Linked DNA regions of Homo sapiens: region 2 is linked to region 1. Evidence: chromatin loops called from intact Hi-C (ENCODE). Cell type or tissue: heart right ventricle. All regions are shown on one strand. Links, peaks and the distances in the headings refer to the core of each region. The heading gives the core; the rest is flanking DNA. Region 1 overlaps POC1A (POC1 centriolar protein A). Region 2 overlaps DNAH1 (dynein axonemal heavy chain 1).

What was found. Peaks named below come from ENCODE experiments on the same cell type or tissue, not always from the same donor. Only the 100,000 strongest peaks of a DNase experiment are listed, where the experiment ranks them.
Region 2: it touches region 1 in a loop (4-fold over the local background); 7 of 110 quality-filtered maps call a loop at or near these places.

The regions. Positions count from the first base shown.
Region 1 is chr3:52,134,703-52,151,678 of GRCh38, reverse strand. POC1A (POC1 centriolar protein A) reads left to right here. Exons shown (of 11, transcript NM_015426.5): 2 at 579-663; 3 at 1,692-1,863; 4 at 2,290-2,469; 5 at 4,584-4,691; 6 at 5,718-5,833; 7 at 13,377-13,510. Among named protein-coding and RNA genes, the nearest start is that of POC1A, 11 kb to the left of the region's middle. RefSeq lists an enhancer at 16,569-16,618. In heart right ventricle, for the core only: a CTCF peak has its summit at 7,199 (motif pointing right); DNase peaks (open chromatin) are centred at 7,228 and 11,495; H3K27ac peaks cover 1,492 bases.
Region 2 is chr3:52,336,248-52,344,247 of GRCh38, reverse strand. The region is part of intron 8 of DNAH1 (dynein axonemal heavy chain 1); the gene reads right to left. Among named protein-coding and RNA genes, the nearest start is that of DNAH1, 24 kb to the right of the region's middle. RefSeq lists an enhancer at 194-695. In heart right ventricle, for the core only: a CTCF peak has its summit at 4,508 (motif pointing right); no DNase peak of the experiment used is centred there.

The DNA of each region.
Region 1 (16,976 bases), core at 4,187-12,186:
TTGTCGTCTTTACTGTACAAGTCCTGCACTTCTTTTGTTAAATTATTCCTTTTTTTTTTTTTTTTTTTGAGACGGAGTCTCGCTCTGTCACCCAGGCTGGAGTGCAGTGGCACAATCTCTGCTCACTGCAAGCTCCGCCTCCTGGGTTCACACCATTCTCCTGCGTCAGCCTCCTGAGTAACTGGGATTATAGGCGCCTGCCACCATGCCCGGCTAATTTAAAATATTGCTATTTTTTTTATGTATCATAAATAGTTTTATTTTTTGGATTATTCATTGCTAGTGTACAGAAAGACAATTGATTTTTGTGTCTTGATTTTGTATCTTGCAACTTTGCTGAACTCATTTGTTTTTTGTTTTTGTTGAAGCATTTCCACAGTTGATGTATTAATTCAAATAGTAAAAACTATTCCTAGTAAAAACTAATCCTAAGTGGATTCCTTAGGATTTTCTTTATATAAGATCATGCCTTGAGCATTTTTAACCCTACTCCCCCGGCTGTTGTAGGAAGAGTGCTGGCCCTGGGGAAGCCCCTTCCTCACCCAGGCTTCACACATTTGACCCTGGCTCTCTCTCAGGAGGACCCCTCGCTGGAAAGGCATTTTAAGGGCCACCGAGATGCAGTTACCTGTGTGGACTTCAGTATCAACACAAAGCAGCTGGGTAAGAAGAGGCACCCTGTCTAGGTGCTAGGTTATGAGCTGAACAGGCCAAGTTTTTACCTCGGAGGGGTGGTGGGTGGGAAGCAGAGCACAAGGACTGCACAGCTTTGTCTAGACCTGCTTCTAGTCTTGCTTCTGCTTGCCAGCTCTTTGGGCACTGGGCTTCATGAGCTTCATTTTACATGCAGAGCCTGAGGGTCAGAGAGGTTAGGGGCCTTGCTAAGGCCACAGAGCTTTTGAGGGTGGGACTGGGATCTGGGTCTTTTCTGCACACCCTAGCCACCTTTTGGGTCTGTCTTTTGGTGTGGGCCCTAAACAGTGACTCCTTTTCCTTGAAGCTTTACTGATTCTGTTGCCCACAGTAATAAGGCACACCTTGTTGAAGAGCCTTGTCAGTGAGAAGGCTGTTGAGCAGAGATGGGCACCCCCCTCGACCCCACTGCTCTTATGCTGCAGCTGACTGTCCCCCTTCCTTGGTTGCATGAGGTTTCGTACACAGCTTTTATGACTGCGCTTTCTGGTTCCTGCAGAGGAGGCTTGCCCCTTCATCCTGTCATCAAGACCCTCTGATGTGTAAAGGTTAAGAGGGAACTGAAGTGATTTTTGATCAGTTTTGGGGACCTCCTTTAGGCTTCATACTGAGTTGGGCCCTCTCAATGGGAGGGGCTGGCTTCCCAGCTGGGGAGGACTTGCTCTCTGGTGCCCTCAGGATGTGTCTGGGGGGAGACCCTGGGCCCCATGGGAATGAGTTTTCCCAGAGCTCTGGATTGCAGTCCAAGGCTAGCATGGGAAGGGCCTCGGTCTTATTCCCATGTGGGTGTGCTCCTTGGAGAACTCTGGGCCACAGGCTCTCCACCTCCAGACCATACCTCGAGATGTGCTCTGCTCCATGGGAGACTTCTCACGGTCTGTTTGTGGATGCCAGGGAAGATGGAGCTGGGCCAGTTGCTCCCCCTGCCTCTCCAATGTCTTGGTGGAGGCTTGAAGCCTGTTAGAGCTGTAGGTCATAGCATCACCCACTGTCCTCAGCCAGTGGCTCCATGGACTCATGCCTCATGGTCTGGCACATGAAGCCGCAGTCACGCGCCTACCGCTTCACTGGCCACAAGGATGCCGTCACCTGTGTGAACTTCTCTCCTTCGGGACACCTGCTTGCTTCCGGCTCCCGAGACAAGACTGTCCGCATCTGGGTACCCAATGTGTGAGTCGTACACTTTGAGGAGGCTTGTTGGAGTCTGGGGCCCTGGTGCCAGAGCCATCCCCACCCAGGTCCCCTAGCTTGGCTCTGGACTGGTCACAGTGGGACTTCTACTCTGCTTTGGAAGAGGTGCCATCAGAGGCTGGGGCTGCAGTTGGAGCCCTCCCCTCAGGGTTGGAAGAGGAGTTCTGGGCTTACCCAATCTATCCCTAAAGAAATGCCACCTGATGCTGTGTTCATGTGGGTGGGGCCTAGAGATGGTGCTCTGTTCATATAGGAGAGGCTCTGGCTTTCCCTTGTGGAGACTGGGGTACTCGGGCTTGACTGACTTTGGGAGGGGTGCTTGAGGAGTAGGAGAGCTTTGATGTGCTTGTGGGCTCTCATGTCACTGTTATGGGTTTCCTTACTCTTGGATGCCTGTCCTTGTAGCAAAGGTGAGTCCACTGTGTTTCGTGCACACACAGCCACAGTGAGGAGTGTCCACTTCTGCAGTGATGGCCAGTCCTTCGTGACAGCCTCTGACGACAAGACAGTCAAAGTGTGGGCAACTCATCGCCAGAAATTCCTGTTCTCCCTGAGCCAGCATATCAACTGGGTCCGCTGTGCCAAGTGAGCATTGTTCTGTCTGGAGACCCTTGGAGGAACCCTGGGGGTTGGGGGCTGGCCCAGGGGCTGCTAGGTACCAACTTATGACCTCGGGCAAGTTACTTAGGCATTGTTTAAGCTTCCTCAGCCTCGGTTTCCTTATCTGTAAAATGGAACAATAATAGCTCCTGCATTGTAAGTTGTCGAGAAGCTTCATGGAGCTGATGCATGACATGTAAGTTAGTCCATAGTCAGCCATGATGACCCTCTGACATCTGTGTTGGCAAAGCACAAACTGGGTCAACAGGGGCCATTTATTATCAAAAACAATTAGGTACTTTCAGTACTACCATTACACATTTTCTTTTTGTTCCTTAAGACAGTTCTGCAAGCTAGGTGCATTTCCATTTTGCAGATGAGGAAATGGGGGCTCAGAACAGTAGTATCTTGTCCCAGAGCACACGGTGGGTCTGTGGCAGAGCTGGAGTTTGAACCCAACTCTCTCTGACAGTAAGGCTTGCCTACTTTCCTCTGGGATGTTCTCAGGGGATGATTTTGCTCCAGAGCTCCCAGATGGGGGCGCAGGCTTCGGAGATGGGGGGCTTAGCCTGGAGGCTAGCCTTCCTGCTGGCCAGGGAGCCAGTGCTGTGCAGACAGCGGGCCAGGTAACCCAAAGGACCTTTCAAGGTCCAAGAATTGCAGACAGATAGTCCTACTTCTAGCTTATTTCATTCCTTTCAACAGAGCTTCCCCATGGGTCAAATATCTTTGCTTCAGAGGAAGGGGTTGGGGTGCCAGGTGACATTAGGAAACCACATGAGTCAGAAGTTGGGGACTATTGAGCTGTGTTCTTCTGGGGACCCCATACAAGTTACTGTTCTCCAGGGCACCCCCATTCCTTTGTCCTGGGAGACCCCTGATGGCTCTTAGAGGCTTTATGACTAGGGTCCTGAGATCAGGAGGGGCCAGGCCAGCAAACTGGGGTGTCAAGTCCATACTGGGCCTTTGGTGGCAGTCCCCAGGACCTCATGCCTTTTGTTGGCAGATTGTGTCTTGCTGACCCGCACTTGAGTCAAATGTAGACTCGGAGGACCTGGTCCCAGAGTAATGACACTGATGGTGAGCTTTTGGCCACCTTTATGCAAATGTTGCCGGCAGGCAGTCGGCTGCATGTTGCCATGTGCTGTGCGTCAGGGGCAGTGCTGGGGCTTTATGTGCATGAGGCTGCTCTGTGCTCACTCGTGAGGCAGGCACCTTTTTTTTTTTCTTTTCTTTTTGTTTATTTATGTTTGGTTTTCCTCTAAGTCAGGAAGAATTTCTCTTTTTCCCTTTTGGTCAGAGTTTGCTGTTGGGATGGGAGAGGGGCTATTTGCTCATGAAGCTACGTAAGAAAACGAAAACAAGAGCAACAGGAAAGATCAATAAGTTTCACAGATTCAGGAAGAAAAAAATAAAGGAAACATTTTTATAACATTTAAAATTAAGTCATAGGCCGAGCTTGAAGGTGCATGTCTGTAATCCTAGCACTTTGGGTGGATGAGGTGGGAGGATCCTTTGACTCCAGGAGTTAGAGGACCAGCCTGGGCAACATAGTGAGACTCCCATCTCTACAATAAAATAAAATAAAATAAAATTAGCTGGGTGTGGTGGTGCACGCCTGTAGTCCCAGCTGCTCAGGAGGCTTAGGTGGGAGGATCTCTTGAGCCCAGGAGGTAGAGGCTGCAGTGAGCTGAGATCACACCACTGCACTCCAGCCTGGGTGACAGAGCAATACCCTGTCTAAAAAACAAAACAAAAACAAAAACAAAATTTAGTCACAGTTTCCTGAAAAACTCTTCAGAAGGAAAAAAGAAAAATGATGTGCTAAAAGTTAACTATTTTCAGAAACAAAGTATAATTTAAGATATGACCAAATAAACAGAAGTAACATTGCCTCCTAGGATGCAATGCATTTGTTCCTGAAAAGACAAATTAGGGTATTCAAATTAAAAAAAAAAAAATCACAGCAGGGCATGTGACCCCGGGTGGTTCCTGCAGGCAGATAGTAGGCACTCGGGGAAGAGTGGCTGTGGAAGAAGGTGTGTGGTGCCCATGTCGTCTGTTAGTCTGTGATGTGACTTGTGCCCCACCCGGTTCAGGTTCTCCCCCGACGGGCGGCTCATCGTGTCTGCCAGTGATGACAAGACTGTTAAGCTGTGGGACAAGAGCAGCCGGGAATGTGTCCACTCGTATTGTGAGCATGGCGGGTGAGTCCCCAGATGCTGTCCTCCACCTGTAGGCGCTCAAGCACAGAGCACAGACCTGGGCATGAGGAGGCCCAGTGGCCTTCAGTGGCTGGAGCCGTGGGACCAGCAGCCTTATCACTGCTGCCCCTTGTCTGGTGCTTTTTGCGAGGTCTGGCAACCTAGCATTGTATCTTTTGCTGTGTGGATGGAAGCTTTGGCCCCATCCCACAAATAGCAGGAGTGCTTAACCTCAAGCCATGCAATTCTTTGGAGCTGTGTAATTATTTGTGCTCCTCTTTTTCTCCTTCACTTTCTGGTTGTCAGGATTACAACATGTCTGTCTGGCAGCAGTTGACACTCAGTCGCCCAAACTACATTTTAAAGCCTCTTGGTATGTTATCCATGATGATGGCTTTACAAAATTCTTGTTGGGTTCTTGTAGCAGATGGTGGCTGTTCATATTGTGCCACATCATCAGGAGAGAGAGGTGCCTACATTTGAGTAGAGACCCCAGCTTCTGCCCTTCTTTGTTGGGCTGGGAGCCACAAGGGCTTCTCCTTGAGAGGTGGACATGGTACCAGCCTGGGTATCACATATGGGTGTGGTGAGGGTCCTTGGCCTGTCTCCTAGAAAGGGGTGGGCCAATGGCCCTGTAGTCCTGCTGGACCTTCCCACCTGTGCCTCAGCTGGCAGGATCTGCCCTGCAGCCACCCCTGGGAAGGGTACCAGCTCCAACTTTGAAAATCCCAGGGGAGCCTGGCTAACTTTTGGGTTTGAAGATAGCTCTCTCAACTTGTATTGAAAATTGGCGGTGGGATGTGCTCCCTGGTCAGTCCACCTTAGTTTGTTGCTGGCCACTGTTCTCACCTTTTACTTCTTCTTGCTCTCCCTTGGCCACCTGGTAAACAAGTGTGACAGAAAGGAGGTGTCTGGGTCAAGGGAACAGCGTGGGCAGGACACAGGGATGGGGAAAGCACCAAATGTTTCTGGGTCCGTCCTGAACCAGGGCAGACCTCCTATAGTGCATAGTGGCCCCTGTCTTTCCAGCTTTGTCACCTATGTGGACTTCCACCCCAGTGGGACGTGCATTGCCGCTGCCGGCATGGACAACACAGTGAAGGTGTGGGACGTGCGGACTCACCGGCTGCTGCAGCATTATCAGTGTGAGTGGTGAACAGCCTCCTGGGCCCAAGGGCAGCCCTGGTGGGACTGTGATGGTGTTGGATGTTGTCCTGTGCTGTAGTGCTTAAATGGGTCTGAGATGGCCTTGGGCAGGAAGGTGTCCTGGGTTTGTTGGGATTCCAGGGGTGGGAGTCTGTGGCATGGCTGGCCTGGCTTGGAACCTTGGCCAGGAGATGGAGCCTGGTGCTACCTGGCTTCCACTGAGCCAGTCAATGCTCACCTCCGAAGTGGCAGAATCTCACACATACTGCAGGGCCAGATGGGGAGTCCTCACTGGGGCTCTGGTCAGGGCTTCCCTTGAGGACCACTTCTCAGGGGCATGCCACTTGCCTTTCCTGGTGATGGAGGCTCTGCCCTCCAGGGCCAAGGTGACAGCCCTTGACCTGTGGTAAAGGGAACAGGGCTGTCAGTAGAGGCCAGCATTGGTGGGACCGTGGCCACCTCTGGTCTTACAGTGTCCTCCGCAGATGTAGAGTCATAGGGAGGGTTGACTTAGCTAGGGGCCAGGCCCAGGATGGTAGCCCTTGGAAGGCAGGGTGGCGGGCAGTGGGCATGGGCTCATGTCAGGCTCCAGGTGGGAGTTGGAGGGCGAGGGCAGACTTAGACATGCCCAGGATGAGTTCGCTGAGAGTACTGGGTAGGGAACTGGCCTGAGAGCAAGTATGAGTGGGCAGGGCCATGAGGCGCCCCAGTTCCAGGGATGGGCTCAGGGAAGGGAGCTGGTGAGGGGTCATTGGAGAAACTGGGAATTGTGTAGCTGGCAAAACAGAGATGAGCAAGACTGGACCAGGGCCGAGACCAGGAAGGAGGCAGAGCTGGAGTTGTTTGAAGAACCGTGGTTGTTAACCTGGGACTAAGCTTAAAGTTCTTGGGCTCGCTTCCTTAAGCCACACCTGAAATGGGAAGGACATGGCTGGACACAGGTGTGGGGTTCCGACCCCACCCACCCCTGACACACACACACCCTTCCTAGCTGACTCCTGGTGTTCAAGTACAGCACTTTCTTTGGGGTAACAGAGGTGAGCACACCTTCCCAGAATGGGGAGAAGATCCTAATCTTGAACAGCACATGGTGGAGAGTGGGCTCTGCAGCTGGCTTTTAAAGCATTCCTGGCTGTGTGATATTGGGCAGGTCATTTGACTCTGTGGGGCCTCTGGGACAATGATGGGGCCTGTCTCACAGGAGGTGTTGGGAGGTTTAATGAGTTGTTTCATATCAAGAATTGAGAGGGTGGCTGGCACAAAATGGGGGGAAGGAGGTACAATGTTAGTGATGATGACAATGACACTGTCTTGGTCCTGTCTGGGCTGGTGAGGCCAACCTGGTTGGTTAAGGCCTGTAGTACCCTACAGCACCACCAGGTGGCAGGGGCCAGCCACAAGAACCTGTTCCCCCACCCCACCCCCCTCCATAGGAAGCCCTGAGGTTTGTTACCAATGCTCTTTCAGACAGAGGCTTCTGGAACAGAAGAGCAGTGGGGCTTGCCTCCACTTGGAGCCCATATCTTTCCTATCCTTCCTTCAGCCTTCTGCTCTGGGCCAGGCCTGAGTGAAGGGCTGGGGCTTGGGGATGGGGCACATCTGCCCAGCTGCCTGGGGAACGTGGGCAGGTGCAGAGGAGGGAGGACTTGGACAGGGAGAGATGGGAGTGGAAGGCGACGAGGCAGGACAGTGGTCAGGAGCACATGCTGTGGTTCCTTTCTGTAAAGGGGGTGGCAATAGGCCTTCCTCATGGCTTTGTGAGGCTCTGATGGGAAAAGCCACAAAAGGGTTATAACACAGGGCTAGGTATGTGGTTTGTGCTACATAAGTCCTGACACTGGGCAGAGAGGATGTCTAGGTGACCCTGGGAGGGTCCAGACCCATCTCTGATGGATCAGGAGCCTGGGCCTGGTGTTCATGGGTATAACAGCAGGTACCCCTTGGGAAGGGCCTTGGATGCCATCTCTGGCTCGGGGTCCCAAAGATGTGGCCTGATTGGCAGTGCTAGGACTAGCCTCGTCATTTAAGGTATGAAGGGAAGAAGGACATCTGAGAGGATAGCGGTGTCCAGAGCCTGCTGGGGTTGGGGGCTGGTGTGCCCCATGTGTCCCAGTGATGGGTAGGTGTCCAGCTGTGCCTGGTATCAAAGTAGGGGCTGGCATCAGAGTGGGGGATGGGTTGCAGAGGTTGAGTAGAAGCAGAGAAGCTGACCCTGTTGGGGTGGAGGGGCCAGCTGGACCCAGGGATCTGGGATGTGAGAATGGCTGAGGTCACATTCTGAGCCCCTATAATTGAGGGGCCACAGAAGATAAAGGTCCACAAAGCAGCCAGAGTGAGAGGTATGAACCCCGTCTCCAAGCATGGGAGAGCTGAGGAGGGCAGAGGCTGGGGAGTGAAGGAGAGTGGGGTCTTGTGAAGAGGGTTGTCAGGAGGTGGAGCAATGCAGAGCAGCCGAGGAGAGCGGTGGGTACTGGGGAGAGGGAGCTGGGGACCTGGAGGGAGCAGGCTTGGCAGAGGGCAGGGGCGGATCTCCATGATGGCAGGGTTGGGGAGGTGTGGATGGACTCAGATGAGCTCCAGGGGCTGAGTCCTGAGTGGAGCTGAGTGTGTGGGCTGACAGGCCCTGCTGGGAGATTGCAGTCTGCTTGTGCTTCTGGCCTTGCCTCTTATGACAGCCTCTCAGTGGGCCTGCAGTGTCTCATCCCTAAGCCACCCCTAGTGTAGATTGGAGGCTTAGCAGGATTTGGAGTACCCCATAAACACAGCCGGTTCCCCCTGAGCTCCCTGCTCAATGCCGTGGCCAGTGGTGGGTGTTCACAGGATAGCGGAGTCATCCCATAGCCTCTAGGCTGACCCTTAGGGGTGCAGTGAGCCAGGTTGATCTGAGCTCCCTGGGTAGGGGGAACATACCTCTCATCCTCTGCTGACGGGAGGACATGGCCAGGTCTGCTCTGGTCTTGGGGCTCCCCAGAAAACCTTTAGCTGAAACTAGGGGGAAACCCTCTACCCAAGTGGCTCCCCCACCCCCATAGGTGCAGTGGAATCTCTTTGGAGGCTCATTCCCCAGGAAGGGCTCCCAGTACTCTGGCAACAGATGCCTGATCCGCTTTCTGTCCCTGATCCCTAGGAAACCCAAGGGAAACCTACGGACACAGTGACGTGCAGTGTCTCCCCTAGTGACTCTGGATGGGCATCAGGCACTTCCAGAATGGCCTTCGGGTGTTGGACGCTGATGGGCTCTTGTGAGAGGATTTGGTTAATGATACTGCAGTGTGTGGCTAGCAAGCCCCAGCCTGCCTGCATCCAGCCGTCCATAGTTGTGCTCTATGAGGGCACTTCCTGTTCCTGCTAGGGTTGTTGGAGTTGAAGCCCACTTGGGGCTTTGGGCTATGGAGGCAGCTGGAGCCATTTGTCTTGCGCTGGCTGACTCTCCTAGGTAAGGAGTTTCTTGGCTCTGGCCTATCACTGCAGAGAGCAGTTCTGATTTCTCAATTCAGCAAGGATTTGGGCTGGTGGAGCCCTGGGAGTGCCAATCCCTGTGGTGGTGGGTTAGCTCCATATGCTCTGAGCCCACGTTAAGACTGTTCAGGCATCTGAGCAGCAGCCCCCATCCCAGAACCTGTAATGTGCTTCGTGCCTTACAGCACGTGCAGGTCCATTATCCAGTGACAGGCCTGGGTGGCCAGCAAAGTAGGTCTACCCTCCATTTCACAGATGCGGAGCATGCAGCCCACAGTCACACAGCTAGAAAGCTATGGGTCTGAGTCTCCACCTCAGGGCCTTTGAGTCTGGCATTCTGTTGACAGGCTCACGCTCGGTTCCTTGCACTTCGGTGACTCTAGTCATTTACTCTTCAGGCTCCCTGGGAGAGGTGGTCTCTTTGGCTGGCTGTCAGCAGGGCTTAGAACTCATAGAGTCCCAAGCTCTCTGTCCGATGGTCTTTAGTGCAGCCCTGCACCCCCGCCTGGCCTGATACATTGTCATGGAGGGTTTTGTCTTTTTTTTTTTCTCTTTCAGAGATGGGGTTGGGGTCTCACTGTATTTCCCAGGCTGGTCTTGAACTCCTGAGCTCAAGCAGTCCTCCCACCTCGGCCTCCCAAAGTGCTGGGATTACAGGCGTGAGTCACCATGCCCGGCCGGAGGGTTTTAAGTAGTTGCAGCTATCAGGGCAGGCCTGTACCCTGTACTGGGTGTTTTGAGACTAAAAGGGTTGATTGGGGTACAGTGGTGCTGTCCCACCTGATCTAGCCAACCTACTCTCCCACTGTCCTGAAGTGAGCATTTACACGGCATTTACACAGAGGAGTGTTTTGGGTGTCCTTTGCTGCTGGTATCAGAGCACTTTTGTGGTATGAATCCAAAGCCTCTTGTCAACCCAGAGCCACCGTGTCACTAGTAACATCAGTTGCGCATCGCAAGAGACCACCCTGGGGAAAATGAGCGGTCCTTTTGTGGAAGGATGTTGGGATGGGGCTTGGCCCTGGCATGGTCTCCTCTAGAGAGGAACCTCCTGCTTGGGCACCCAGGCTTTCTCTGGGCCCTTGGCTGGTTTGCAGCCCGTTAGGTAGTGGGCCTAGGTTTGCCCAAGCCTCTACAGGCAGAGCAGCATGGAGTGGGTGTACTCAGGTCTCTGCTTAGACCACCTACTGCCCACAAGCCATGACTAGTTCTTGGTATTTGGGAGCAGGGGCTGTGGTGGCCTCATCCCTGGGTCCCTGAGGATCTGTAGAAGTTTGATGTTGGTGTATCTTTGACCTGGAGTCAGAGTTCTCTCTTTGGAGTGGAGATGGGATAAGAGCCACAAGCTCACAGCTGCCACCCAGGTGGCAGTATGTGTCATCACTGATATCTGCCATGGAGCCAAGAAGAGGCCTGCGGCTTTGGACTTGAAAAAAAGTGGATCATGCTCAGACATTTGGCGCTCAAGGCATCATGATAGAAGGCTCATGCCCTCATGGGACAGCCTAGCCTTCGTGGTAGACTCTCATGCAGGGGTGGTTCTTACGATGAGGCCTCCATAGACTACCCGCTCCCCACCACCTCCACAGAGGCAAGAGGAGTGAGAGTGGAGGCTGGTGCGGCCAGTAGGTGAGGCAGGAGAGCAAGTGGGGAAAGGTGGGGTGGGTCCTGGTGTCTGGGGTATCCCCCAAAGCCTGGTATGCCAGGCCAGCCCCTCTTCTGGAGTAAATGGTTCTAGGTGTTTCTATCCAGGCTTGGGTATTCCTGGCATTTATGTGGAGTGGAGATTCTGTTGCCCTTCTTCTGGGAGAGATTCTTTCCCTTGGATGGGCTTGACCAGGTGGGGGCCCCTGGTGTGGCATCCATACACTGACCCTGCCACCTTGATGGTGCTGGGAAGCCCAGAGCTCCCTGAGCATGCCCTCCCTTCTGCACCCTCCTGCCACCGGCTGTTCCTCTGGCAGCTTCTGCTCATGGAGGGGTGGAGGTGGCCTTCATCCCAGTGCAGACTTTCTGGTGGGGGGGTCTCTGAATTCTGCCTCCAAGAGCTGGCTTCAGAGACCCCACTGGTCCCTCTCCAGCCTGCCTCCTGGAGATCCTGGCGCTTGGAGGGTGTTGTTGAGATATAAATATCATGTTACGTAAAGCCTTGGCTGTTTCCCCCTAAGTGTGCCTGGGAACACGTATCCAGACTCCCCGGCACATCGGCACATCAGCTGGGCTGGCATCTGAGGGACTGCGTGCACCCTGTGGGCCTTGTTGAGGGCCGTTTCGTGTTGGGTGTGTTTACCAACCCAGTAGTGGTTCTTACAGCCTTTCAGTGCTAAGATGACGGTTGGTTTTGAATCTGCCTTTATGTTGGTGGCAATTCTGACTTGGCAGGGTCATGGTTATTTTAGCCCCACTGGTTTTCCTCATTGGGCCTCTGGTAATGGGAAGAAAGACACTGGGGTTTTCCTCAGAAGGCACCCTAGGAGGCTGTGATACAGCTGATCCATGCATTGGCTGTGGAGTTGCTCTGTCCCCACGTAGACTGCCCAGGTGTGCCCCCAGCTTCACCTAGAACATGCTCTTGACCTTGAGGGAGAGTTGTGTAACCTGCTGGGGCTTCTGGATACCCAGCTTAAGCACCTGCTCACCAACCACTTTCTGAGTCCTGCTCGGTGCCAGGGACTTACCACCCCTGCCTGATGGAGTTCATGGTCTCATGGGAGATCCAGATGTGAGTCAGATAGTTGCATGTGAATGTGAAGAGTGAACCGATGGGAGGCTTGTGCTGCTTTGGAAGGACAAATGAAGGGGGTGGCCCTAATTGGGAGGCCAGGGGAGGCTTCCTGGAGAAGGCAGCTTCCAGTAATGAGCTTTAAGGTCAGGGAAAGGGAAGGGCAAGAGTCTCCCAGGCCCATTGGAAACAAGGGGTAAAAAAGTTCTACGGCTGGGGGAATCGACAGAGCTGGGGTGGCCGGCTCTTGGAGAGTGAGGGACACCAGAAAAGATGGTGGGGTTAGCCTGAGATGGTAGGGAAAAGAGAGTCATGGACAGGGCCAAGCTGTTGAGTGGGTGAAGTGGCAGGACCTTGAGTTGCATGGAACACAGGGGGCAAAGGAGAGGAACATCCATGTTGGCATTGGATGGCTCACTCTGCAAAGACCTCATGTGCTTAACTTAGTAGCATCCGCACAGTACCTCTTACACATAGGTGCTATGGTACAGATGGAGAAACTGAGGCTCAATGTGGTTAAGATGCTTGCTCAGGATGGATGTGGTGGCTCACGGCTGTAATCTCAGCACCTTGAGAGGCCGAGGCAGGTGGATCATCTGAGGTCAGGAGTTTGAGACCAGCCTGGTTAACATGGTGAAACCCCATCTCTACTAAAAATACAAAAATCAGCTGGACGTAGTGGCACACCTGTAGTCTCAGCTACTCAGGAGGCTGAGGCAGGAGAATCTCTTGAACCCAGGAGACGGAGGCTGCAGTGAGCTGAGGTCGCACCACTGCACTCCAGTCTGGGCGACAGAGTGAGACTCTGTCTCTCAAAAAACGTCATGGGGTGAGCCCAGGCAGGAGGCTTGGGGTCCGAATGCAGGCCTGACTGCTTCCTAAGAGTGTCTTAGCTTTCTGCTCGTCTGCCCCCACACACGTCCTTCCTGTGTGGCAGTGGCATTGTATTGACATTTGAAGGGTTTTGTTTTCCATTGGTTTCTTTAAAGAAAGAGTATATCGGGCAGACCAAAGGCTATGTTTGTATGTTTGAGTACTCTATTCTGCTCCAGCTTGACCGCTTGGTGCTGTGGGAGAGGATGGAGGAATCGTCTGCTGCCTCTGGTTTTTGCATCTGTTTCTGTCCGCCTGTCTTCCACTGCCTGCCCTTGGCTCTGAACAGGCCTTTTCCTGTTCTTCGATTGTGCCCCTCTCCTGGGAAATCCTTGTTGGGTTCCCCACAGCTCTTCTGAGCAATGACCATCCTGACCCAGCCCCATCAGGCCTGTGCTGAGCCTCGATTGGCCCTGATTGCCCGTCTTGGGCTTCAGCTGTGCTCCCTGTGCCTCCTAGCCAGCACCTGACTGATGTCCTTCCCCCAGTGCACAGTGCAGCAGTGAACGGGCTCTCTTTCCACCCGTCGGGAAACTACCTGATCACAGCCTCCAGTGACTCAACCCTGAAGATCCTGGACCTGATGGAGGGCCGGCTGCTCTACACACTCCACGGGCATCAGGTGAGAGGTGTCGGCCAGGTGCTGAGTGGTGTGGAGTGGTGGTACCTTCACTGTCTGGGCAGTGGGCAAGATGCAGAAACAGGCTTGTCACCCACACAGCCTGCAGGGAGATGGATGGAGGCATTTCCATGTGACCTGGGCAGATTGCTGGGCCTGGGACTGGTGCAGCTGAGAAGGGTATATAAGAGTTGAATTGGGCAAGGGTTGGGGGCTGCATCTGGGCATGGTTAGCAAGCCGCCCCTTAGGGGCCTGAATGGAATCTGTCCCCTAATGGCCTCAGCCATCCCTTGGTCCAGAGGTTGAGTTGAGCCTTGGAACCCATGCTCTGAGTTGACATCAGGGTTTCCTGGAGGCCCTCGGACTGGCAGACATCAGTGTGTCTAGAGACTGAGGCAACCTCAGGTGTCTTGCAGAGGCTGGGACAAAGAAGGGAAGTCTTCTTCATGTTTGTCGTTTGAGAATTCCTGGAATGGAATCAAGGAAGCAAAGGCCTCCTTTCTGAATGAGCTTCAAAGCAGCCGGTTCCCTGGTCTCCCTGGGTGGGCTGGGTCCCTGGGGGCCGGCTGTGGGAAGTAGGCCACATGCAGTTCTCCCCAGGAACTGGCCTGGGTCCGGGCCTTTCACATCTAGTACTTCCACTAGGAAGTAGTGTCCGAGCCCTCCTGATCAGAGCGGTCGTCAGAATGTCTCCTGTTGGGGCGTAGTCACCATGCCCACTTGAGATGGGAGGTCTGGAGTCCATTGAATTCAAGTCTGTCTCTAATCTGCCTGCCATGCTGAGGGAGGCCCTGGGGGTGCTTATGTGTCTTGGACTATCAGCTAAGTCTGAGGTGTCTAGCCTGGTGTTTTCTGAGCTGTTGTTTGGGTTTCCACTGCCATCTGAGTTAGGGTACCTGGGGGCCATTTGGCTATGACTAGGGGATGGGGACATAGGCCTTTTCTTCTACTTCCTCAAGGTCTGGAGGCTGCTTGCTGCCCCCAGCCTTGTTGTGACCCCTTGCCTTCCCTGTCAGAGACATATCCAGTGTGCAGGACTAGTGGGCCTGTTCTCCCTGGGCCAGCACATCCAGAGGGGGTGGCTGCTGGCCCTGGTGTAAGCCTGTTCACAAGCCAAGCCCCTGGACAAGCAAGTTATACAGATTCATGTGTAACCGTTTGGGATCTTATGCCCAGGAGGGCATTTGAAAATCATGTGAATGCTGCTACCGCTCCTGCTCCCCTAAAAAAAACAAAACAAAACTCAGAAACAGTTTGAAACAGATGCCTATCAAGTGATCACCTCTTTTTGTGAGTGTTCTTTAAACAGCTAACTCACGCTTAGCCTGAAAACACTTGAATGTGGGATCTAAAATGTCATTCCCGGTGTTCTGGCATCGCATCTGGCACATAAACGAAAGCTATTGACATTGTTCTCTCCGGGAAGTGAAGCAAGGACCATGGCGCATTGCCTTGTGTGGTCACTTGTCTGCTATTAAATCTAGAGATATGGGAACCAGGCCAAGGGACAGCTGATGGTTTGGGGTGTGGATAGGGCTGGGTCATTTCTTCTTCAGGGCACCAGGCTCACAATGCCCAGAGGAAAGGAGAAGAAGAGAAACGAACCAACGACCTCTGTTCATTTTGCCATCTGTCTGTTTGTTCATTCATCATCGGCTCTCTAGCTCACGGGGCTGGGCACCAGGGATAGGAAATGGATGTTATAGCTCTACTTCCTGGGCTTCCTGGCCTGGGAAGAGGGGGACTCCACAGGGAGGCTGACAGAGCTGAAGGCAGCATGAGACGAGTTAGGCTGGCTGAGAGGTAGACTGAGTCTTAGAGAGTACTTGGAGGGCAGGTGAAGGTGGGTAGGCCCTGCCCATCTCCCAGGGTACAGCTCAGATGAAGGTGGGAGTCAGCGTGTGAGGCTCAAATTATTTTCTTCTCCCAGCCCCCTAAACTCCCTATCAAATACAGGAACTTAGGATTGATTTACCACAAGTTTTAAGGGTTCTTTGTCCTGGGATACCGACGACACCCAGCCCCTCTGTGGGGTACTCCAGGTATCCAGGTGTAGGAACCCCTGGGCCTGGCTTGCTCAGGGTTCTGCAAACTGATTCAGGAAGACAAATTGCCCAGGGTCACCCTCTTTCCCCACCTCTGCACTTACTTTAATCCTTGCTCCTTTCTAGAGGCTGATTCTCTCCCATCCCTCCTCTTTAAGACCCATGGTGAGACCAACCATGCACTCCAACTGGTGGTGGCAAGTCAATACCGGGTTCTACAGCTGGCCTGGGTTGAAAGGTCCCGATGTGGACAAACCTGGCCTGATTCCTGCGCCCCTCCCACCTGCACTGTGGGGTTGCTGCCTTGAGAGGGCTTTCTTTTGGGGTCCTTACTAATGATGTGCAGCAGCATGATTGAAGAGCCAGGCTGAGGGCTGAGGTAGGGGTGTGAGTGTGTGAGTACGTATGGGGCAGGGATGCCCAGGAGAAGGCCTTACTTACTTCCAGCAAAGACCAGCTCACCTCCATACCACAGCCTGGCACCCCTGGGACCCAGGTCTGCCAGCGTTTGCTGTGGCTCCTTGTCATGCTTAGCTCTGCCCCTGGATTTGGAGTGATTCAGAATCAGCTAATGGGCCAGGTGTGGTAGCTCACTCCTGTCATCCCAGCACTTTCGGGGGAGGCTGAAGTGGGAAGATTGCTTGAGCCTGGGAAGCTGGGGCTGCAGTGATCTGTGATTGTGCCACTGTACTCCAGCCTGGGTGACAAAGCAAGACACTGTCTCAAAACAGAAAACCCCCCAAAAAACAGATTCAGCTAATGTTGGCTTCCCAAGGGAGCATAGTGCAATCGAGGAGCCTTAATTTGGGCATTTGGTTAAGATACGGGGTCCACTGGCTGGACAGAATACCTAGTGCTTATGGAGATCTGTGGCTAGGATCAGAGGTGGCTTTGCTCCAGCTGGGGGTAGAAATCCGTAGGGGCTGGGCCTGTGTTGTCACCCAACTGGTTCCGAGGATGTTCATTACTGATGAGGGCCTGGCTGGAGGCCACATCACAGGGGCCTGCTGACAAAGGGGCTGGGTTCTGCCTGGGCACTCTGCAGCAGGTATAGAGTCCTCATGGGCTCCCACTCACTCAGACCTTCGAGGAAGATGTGCAGCTGGTTCTTTGGTGACTTCATCTTTCACATTCTGTTCTGGGAGGTGGCGATGTGGTGGGGTCCTGGTGGCCAAGGGCCTGATGGAGCGCAGCTGCTATCAGCCACTTCCTGAATTGTGTGGCTGAGCAGCCTGGGGCTCCTGAGTGGGTCTTGGGTGCCTGGGGCTTCTGTCCTATGGATAAGGAGGATGGCAGATTGGAAAGCATTTTTTTTTTTTTTTTTTGAGTCCAGGTGGTGAAAATGAGAGCAGTCTGGATTAGTAGGGGGTCTTATGACTTCTAGTGTGCCAGAGCTGGGACAAGTACCTGTGTCTATGCAGTT
Region 2 (8,000 bases), core at 1-8,000, 200 kb before region 1:
GCCAGTCTCTGGGAGCCAAGGCAGGCCCCAGAGCAGTGGGACGGGGTGCAGGAAGTCCTGGGCCTGGAAGCCTCAGAGAGCTGCCACTCACAGCCTGCACCTCCCCTGCAGCACCCCCGCCTGCTGCCCCATGGTGCAGTGGAAGATGCCTGCCACTGAGCTCCTTTGCTTTCACTGGGCAATCATGGCAGCGCCTGGAAGGTGCTGAGAACTCAGGATGTGCCCATGACTGGGCCTGAGGGTGGGTGACCCCTGCACTTCACTTTGAAACTGGGCTCCGAGATCGGAAATCAGCAGACCTGGGGTGAGCGTGCACACCATCTCCCCCGTCCTCACATAGGCAGACCCCTTGGAGGCCATTTCACTCACTCACTCACTCGCTCACTCACTCCTCAGCACACGTTGCCTATGCCGCTGTGTTCCGGCACCTGGCTTGCTCAGGCCTCATCTGAGCCAGCTGGCATCTCTGTCCTTTGCGGACAGGCCTTTCTGTTCCTTGAGTTGGTCTCTGCCATCGATCTCTCCCTCCCTCCCACCTCTGCCACATCTGAATAGTCCCTTTAGCCCTGGTAATGGCACCACAAGGGAATCTCAGTTTCCTGCAGCCCACACTTGCACCAGAGCTGCGGGATGTTGGAGAACTTCGTAGGCAGGGGACTGGTCTCACCTTCAACACACCCTCAACCTGGCCTAGAAATCTACTCACTCCCTCGGAACCTGGAAAAGACTCTCTCTCACCTTCTCTGCCAACTCACAGACACACCCTCCCTCACTGGGTGAAGTCCCTCGAATTTCATCCGGAACTCAGAAGCCATTGGACAGAAATGACCCCATCTTCACACCCCGGAATCTCCCTGCCTTCTGCCAGGGTAGAAGGCATGCCCTGCTCTCAGGAAAAGCCCAGCAAGCTCAGCCACCTCAGTCTCTTTGCCTTCCCTCCCACGCCCTCCCAGGGGTCCCCACACACTCTGGTATGTCCCACATTAGAAGCCGCCCCTTGACTTCCTTCCCTCCTTTGACTTTATCTCTTTGTGTTTCTTTATGAAAAACTGGTGTGCTCACTTCTTCCCATCCTCATCTCTTCCCTCGCTACCCCTGAGGCCACTCCAGGCTCTGCCTCATCTCACTGGACTCTCAGAGACTTGGCACAGTGGCTCCCTCCTATTCTGCTGCACCGCTGTCCTCACGGAGCTTCTGGGACACCCTTCCCCTGGATCTTCCTCACCTCCCTGACTTCTAAACGTTGGCCTGTGCCAGGGGTCCTGAGACCCCTCGTCTTCCCCAGCTATACCTCCCACCAGGTGAGCTCCTCCAGCCTCGGACTCTGAACACCACCTGTTCTATTCAGCCAGAACCCTCACACCTATCTGCAGTTCTCTCCCTTCATTTATCCACCAGCCCACTCAACACTGACACTGGATGCCTTACAACGTGTCAGAACCAGCATGTCAGAAGGCAAGCTCTTCATTTCTCTCCATCCCCTGTTCCTCGCTTGCCCCCTATCCCCACTAGCCTCCTTGTCTCTGAACAGCATTGCACACACCCTACTGACCAAAGCCCTACGGAGGGGTCCCTGGTCTCTTCCTGCTACTGGATGTGCAACACCATGACTGGGCCTGAGGGTGGGTGACCCCTGCACCTGATCCTGAAACTGGGCTTTGAGATTGGAAATCCCCAGACCTGGGGTGAGCTTGCATTTAGTCCATTAGCAGCTCTCATTGGCTCCACCGCTGAGGAAACCTCAAATATATCTCTTTCTCCCGTGCTGCTCAGCTACTATTCTGGTTCAAGCCACCATCATGATCTCTGGCCCTGATTATGGCATTAGTCTCCTCATTGATCTCCCTGCTTCCACTCTTGCCCCCTTACAACTCATTCTCTACTTGAGTTGGAAAAAATATATTTTAAACATGTAAACGATCAAGCCACTCCTCTGCTCACCACCACCCATGGCCTGCACAGACTGTCGGCCTGTGGCCGCGTCTCTGCCCCTGCATGTGGTCCAGCCTCCCAGACCAACATCTCTCTCTGCATCCCAACCACAGTAACCCTGCCCTGCTCCTCAAGTACCACAAACTTGTCCCTACCTCAGCCTCTGCACTGCTGCTCCTTCTGCCAGAATCCTCTTCTTCCCTTACTTTAGACCTCAACTCAAATGTTATCACCACTGTGAGAAAGGCTTTCCCTGACCGCCTAATATAAAGAAGCCCTTCTGAGACATCTCTATTCCCTTCTCTCGCTTGGTCTTCACAGCACTTATCAGAACCCTAAAAACCCAGATTTTTCATTGTCTGTCTTTCTGGCCAGGCTGAGAGTCCCCAGGGTGCAGGCTCTTTGTTGGAAATGTTCACTCCTCTGTACCCAGTGTCTGGCACAAGATGGGTACTTCCACACATGGCTGCTTGCTGGCCTGACATCCACTCCCTCCCTTCTTCCTCAGTTTTGTTCCAGAATTCCATCCTTCCTCACTTGACTCAGGGGAAGATGACTACAGCCCCAGCTACAGGGGTACATCTCAGCTAGTCCAAGCCAGTCGTGGTGGAGCTTGCCCCAACTGCAGTTGGTTTAGGTGTGGGAACACGTCCCAGTTATGATCAACCACTGATGCAGATATATAAAAGTCAAGCCCTTTGCAGTGAGCTAAGATTGCTCCACTGCACTCTAGCCTGGGGGACAGAGCAAGACCCTGTCTCAAAAAAAAAAAAAAAAAAAAAAAAGTCAAAGTCAAGCCCTCTTGTTCTGGCTCCCTCCAGGACAAATACGGTGGTGCCATGCTTGCTCTAGAGTTTCCCACAGGATCAGGCTGAGACTAGACTTCTAAAACCATATTTTACCAGCTGCTTCTTCTATTATACCCTGCTTCCTTCACTTCCTTATAGATTTCTCCTGAGAGGATTTCATAAATCGCTTGCACAAGAGTCCCCACATCAGGGTCTGCTTCTACGGAACCCAATCTAAGACAACCTTTGTTGTGGTCATGAAACTGCTGCTGCCATCTCGCCTGAAGATGAAGCCAGCATACACTGCAGACAGGGCCCTGATGCACCAACCCTGGGGCGTCCTGCATTGGTTTTCCTGCTACAGGTACAGGAATGCACTTCCCTGCTGTCTAAGACAATCTGAGACCAGCATCTTTGATACTTAAAGCCAAAAACATTATAAATTGAATAAAATTCAAGAAACAGACTTCTGGACAGCCAAGGTAAGGTGGCTATATCGATTCAAATTTCCCAACACATCCTAGGAAGGAAGGAAGGAAGGAAGGAAGGGAGGGAGGAAGGAAGGAAGGAAGAAAAAACTAACACTACCAAAACCCACACCTTTAGCACAACTAGAATCAGCAGAATGCCTAGACTTCAAATTATCTGTAAATTAAAAAAAAAAAATCTATCTCCAGTGAGCTGTCTCTCACACTCTTGCTGCAAGTTTTCACAGAGAACAAGGGCAGTCTAAGAAAAACTGCAGAAAAGGGAAATAGTGGTAACCCTAAGATAGATCTAAAATCCTACCAGAGGCCGGGCACAGTGGCTCATGCCTGTAATCCCAGCACTTTGGGAGGCCGAGGTGGGTGGATCACCTGAGGTCAGGAGTTCAAGACCAGCCTGGCCAACATGGTGAAGCCCCGTCTCTACTAAAAATACAAAAATTAGCTAGGCGTGGTGGTAACCACCTGTAGTCCCAGCTACTCGGGAGGCTGAGGCAGGAGAATCATTTCAACACAGAGGGCAGAGGTTGCAGTAAGCTGAGATCACACCACTGCTCTCCAGACTGAGTGACAGAGCAAGACTTCATCTCAAAAAATAAATATAAATAAATAAATAAATAAATAAATAAATAAAATCCTACCAGAAAGAGAAAGTAACCCAGGCTGGGCGCAGTGGCTAATGCCTATAATCCCAGAACTTTGGGAGGCCAATGTGGGTGGATGAATTGAGCCCAGGAATTCGAGACCAGCCTGGGCAACAAAGTGAGACCCCCATCTCTACAAAAAATAAAAAAATAGCGGGTGTGGTGGCACATGCCTGTAGTCCCAGCTACCAGGGAGGCTGAGGCAGGAGGATTACTTGAGCCCAAGAGTTTGAGGCTGCAGTTAGCTGTGATTATGCCACGGCACTCCAGCCTGGGTGAAAGTGAGACCGTATCTCAAAAAAAGAGAAAGTAACCCTAACTGTAAAAATACTGAAAAAAAGCCCTGGTAAATCAGAGCACTTACTACAAGGAAGGGACTTAAGGGCATGCAATTCAAAGGCAGTGTTCTTTGAAAGGCATATGACTTATGGGACAGGAGGCAGAAGGAAAGGGGTCATTTGTAGACTGGAGGATAAGGGAAAAGAAGCAAAAGTGAAATGTTGAGTTCTGCAAGATAAGAGGACAAAAACCTTGGAGGACCCACATCCCTCTCCCCAGCACGTGTGTACACACACACACACACACACACACACAGACACACACACAGAGCACATTCTAAAAACAAACAAACAAAAAAAACTAATGTGCAATACTGACAGAAGAGGGCGCCCTTGAACTAGAAAGCTTGCAAATCACTCCAAATCCTGAAATGAATAGGTGAACACCGTCTACATTTGCTTCTATAAGAAAAAGAGAGCATCTTTTAGCTTTGTTTGCACATTTGAGAAGACAAGAGCATCTTAACTGATAAAATTCCCATCACCCCTAAAAAAATAAACAAGTACCAAGCAGAAGAAAACTGTAACACAATACTTCAGCTAAATAGCCTTAAACGAGTGTTTGGGCATCTGAAAAACCACCTTGAATCAGAAATTCAAAAATAAAACATATAAATGGACAAATGTCGGTAAGAAAAGAGACTTAATTAAGCTCAAGGAAAAAATGGAAAATAAAAGTATCACGGGGAGGAAGCTGAAATTACAAGGTGACCGAGAGAAAACAGAGTCAAATCAAAGCATAATGAAGTAAATTGAAGAAAGGCAGGATATAACCAAGAGAATAAAAATGAGAGAAAATAAAGGAAGTAAAAGAAAGAAAATAAAATTTTAAAAAATAAAATTAGAAAAAACTAAAAAGGGTCGGAAACTGGTTGAATTAAAAGATACGCAAAGCAGCAGCAATATATAAAAAGATACATAGATACATAGAGATATAGATACATAATGGAATCCTTGATGAAGAAAAACAAAAGAATGGAACAGAACCAAGATTTAAAACTATAATTCAAGGGAATTTTTTTTTTTTTAGACGGAGTCTGGCTCTGTCACCCAGGCTGGAGTGCAGTGGCACAAACTCAGCTAACTGCAAGCTCTGCCTCCTAGGTTCAAGCAATTCTCCTGCCTCAGCCTCCCAAGTAGCTGGGATTACAGGCACCTGCCACCACATCTGGCTTTTTTTTTTTTTTTTGTATTTTTAGTAGAGATGGGGTTTCACCATGTTGACCAGGCTGGTCTCAAACTCCTGACCTCAGGCGATCCACCCACCTCAGCCTCCCAAAGTGCTGGGATTACAGGCGTGAACCACCATGCCCGGCCAACCTCAGACTTCTTAAAAGCATCACACAGGCAAGGCAACCAAAGTGGAGAATTTTTAAAAAACTCATAGAATAAAAGTTGTGAACTAAGAATTTTATATCTGGTCAAGCTGTCCTTCACGTTTTAAACGTGTGAGAACTCAAGGAACTCTATACCCTTGAGCTCTTCATGAGGAATCTACTAGAAAAGGAACTTTATACAACCAAGAGATGACGGGAGACTTCAGAAAAAATATTGATACGTTTAATAGAGTTTATTGTAAGTTGAAGACTAAAAGGTGGAGATGAGTGTGGAGGAATAGTAATAATATTTTAACAGTTAAAATATTAAGTAGAGGCTGGGCACAGTGGCTCATGCCTGTAATCCCAGCACTTCGGGTGGCCGAGGTGGGTGAATCATTTGAGGTCAGGAGTTCGAAAACAGCCTGGCCAACATGATGAAATCCCTTCTTTACTAAAAATACAAAAAATAGCCAGGCATGGTGGTAGGCGCCTGTAATCCCAGCTACTCAGGAGGCTGAGGCAGGAGAATAGCTTGAGCCCGGGAGGCAGAGGTTGCAGTGAGCAGAGATCGCACCATTGCACTCCAGCCTGGGTGACAAAACAAGACTCCATCTCGAAAATAAATAAATAAATTAATTAATTAAGTAGAGCTGAGCATGGTGACTCACTCCTATAATGCCAGCACTTTGGGAGGCTGAGGTGAGCAGATTGCTTGAGCCCAAATGTTTGAGACCAGGCTGGGCAACATAGGGACACCCTGTCTCTAAAAAAATACAAAAATTAACCAAGCGTGGTAGCTCACACCTGTGGTCCCAGCTACTCAGGAGGCTGAAGTATGAGGATAGCTTGAGCCCAGAAGGTCAAGGCTGAAGTGAGCTATGATTGTTGTGCTACTGCACTGTGGCGTGGGTGACAGAGCAAGACCCTGTCTCAAAACAAAACAAAACAAACAACAACAATGAAACAGGACAGATACTAAAGGGTTAAGTAGGAAAGCAGGGGATAATGGAGACTATAAAAGAAACCACTAAAATAACGGTACAGACCTTCCTAAATGCCAAAAGGAATTTTTAAAATAGAAGAACTAAGAAAACATATAATGTAGAGAAAGAAACATAGCATTATATTACAATACACATAATGATTATAATATGAAGCAATATGACTGAGTTGAGGTCAAACCTATTAGCCATACCAATAAATGTGAATGGGCTTATTACAAGAAAAAGGTTTTAAATTTGGCTCACAAATAAAACCCAAACTATATGCTGAAAGTAAGAAACTGATCTAAAATGAATTAGTTTAGAAAGGCTCAAAATAGAGGGATTTCTCAGGCAAACGGAAATAATAAAATGTCAGGTTGCTACGCTGATATCAAACAAAGTAAAATGCAGATCGAAAAGCATTAGAACTCCATCAAAAGGCCTGGAACTGATAAACAACTTCAGTGAAGTTTCGGGAAACAAAATCAATGTACAAAAATCAGGAGCATTTCCATACACCAATAATGTTCAAGCTAAGAGCCAAATCAAGAACACAATCCCATTTACAATTGCCACACACACACACAAAATACCTAGGAATACATTTAACCAAGGAGGTAAATGATCTCTAGAAGAACTACAAAACACTGCTAAAAGAAATCAGAGATGACACAAACAAATGGAAAAACACTCCATGCTGATGGACTGGAAGAATCAATACTGTTAATATGGCCACACTGTCTAAAGCAATCTACAGATTCAACACAATTCCCATCAAACTACCAAGTCATTTTTCACAGAACTAGGAAAAAATTAGCCTAAAATTCATATGAAACCTAAAAAGAGCCCGCATAGCCAAAGCAAACCTAAGCAAAAAGAACAAAGCTGGAGGCATCACCTTATCTTCAAACTGTACTACAAGGCTACAGTAACCAAAACACCATAGTACTGTTACAAAAACAGACACATAGTCCAATGTAACAAAATAGAGAGCCCAGAAATAAAGCCACACACCTACAGCCATCTGATCTTCAACAAAATTGACAAAAATATGCAGTGGGGAAAGGACTCCCTATTCAATAAATGGTGCTGGGATAGCTGGCTAGCCATATGCAGAAGATTGAAACCGGACCCTTACCTTTCACCAGAAACAAAAATTAACTCAGGATGGATTACATATTTAAATTGTTCTTTTTTTTCTTCCTGAGAAAGGGTCTGACTCTGTCACCCAGGTTGGAGTGCAGTGGTACCAGTGCGGCTCACTGCAACCTCCACCTCCTAGGTTCAAGTGATCCTCCTACCTCAGCTTCCCAAGGAGCTGGGACAATAGGCGCGCCCCACCATGCCTGGCTAATTTTTTTATGTTCTTTGGTAGAGATGGGGTTTCACCATGTTGTCCAGGCTGATCTTGAACTCCTGAGCTCAAACCATCCACCTTGCTCGGCCTCCCAAAGTGCTGAGATTACAGGTGTCAGCCATCTTGTCCAGCCAGGATTAAAGATTTAAATGTC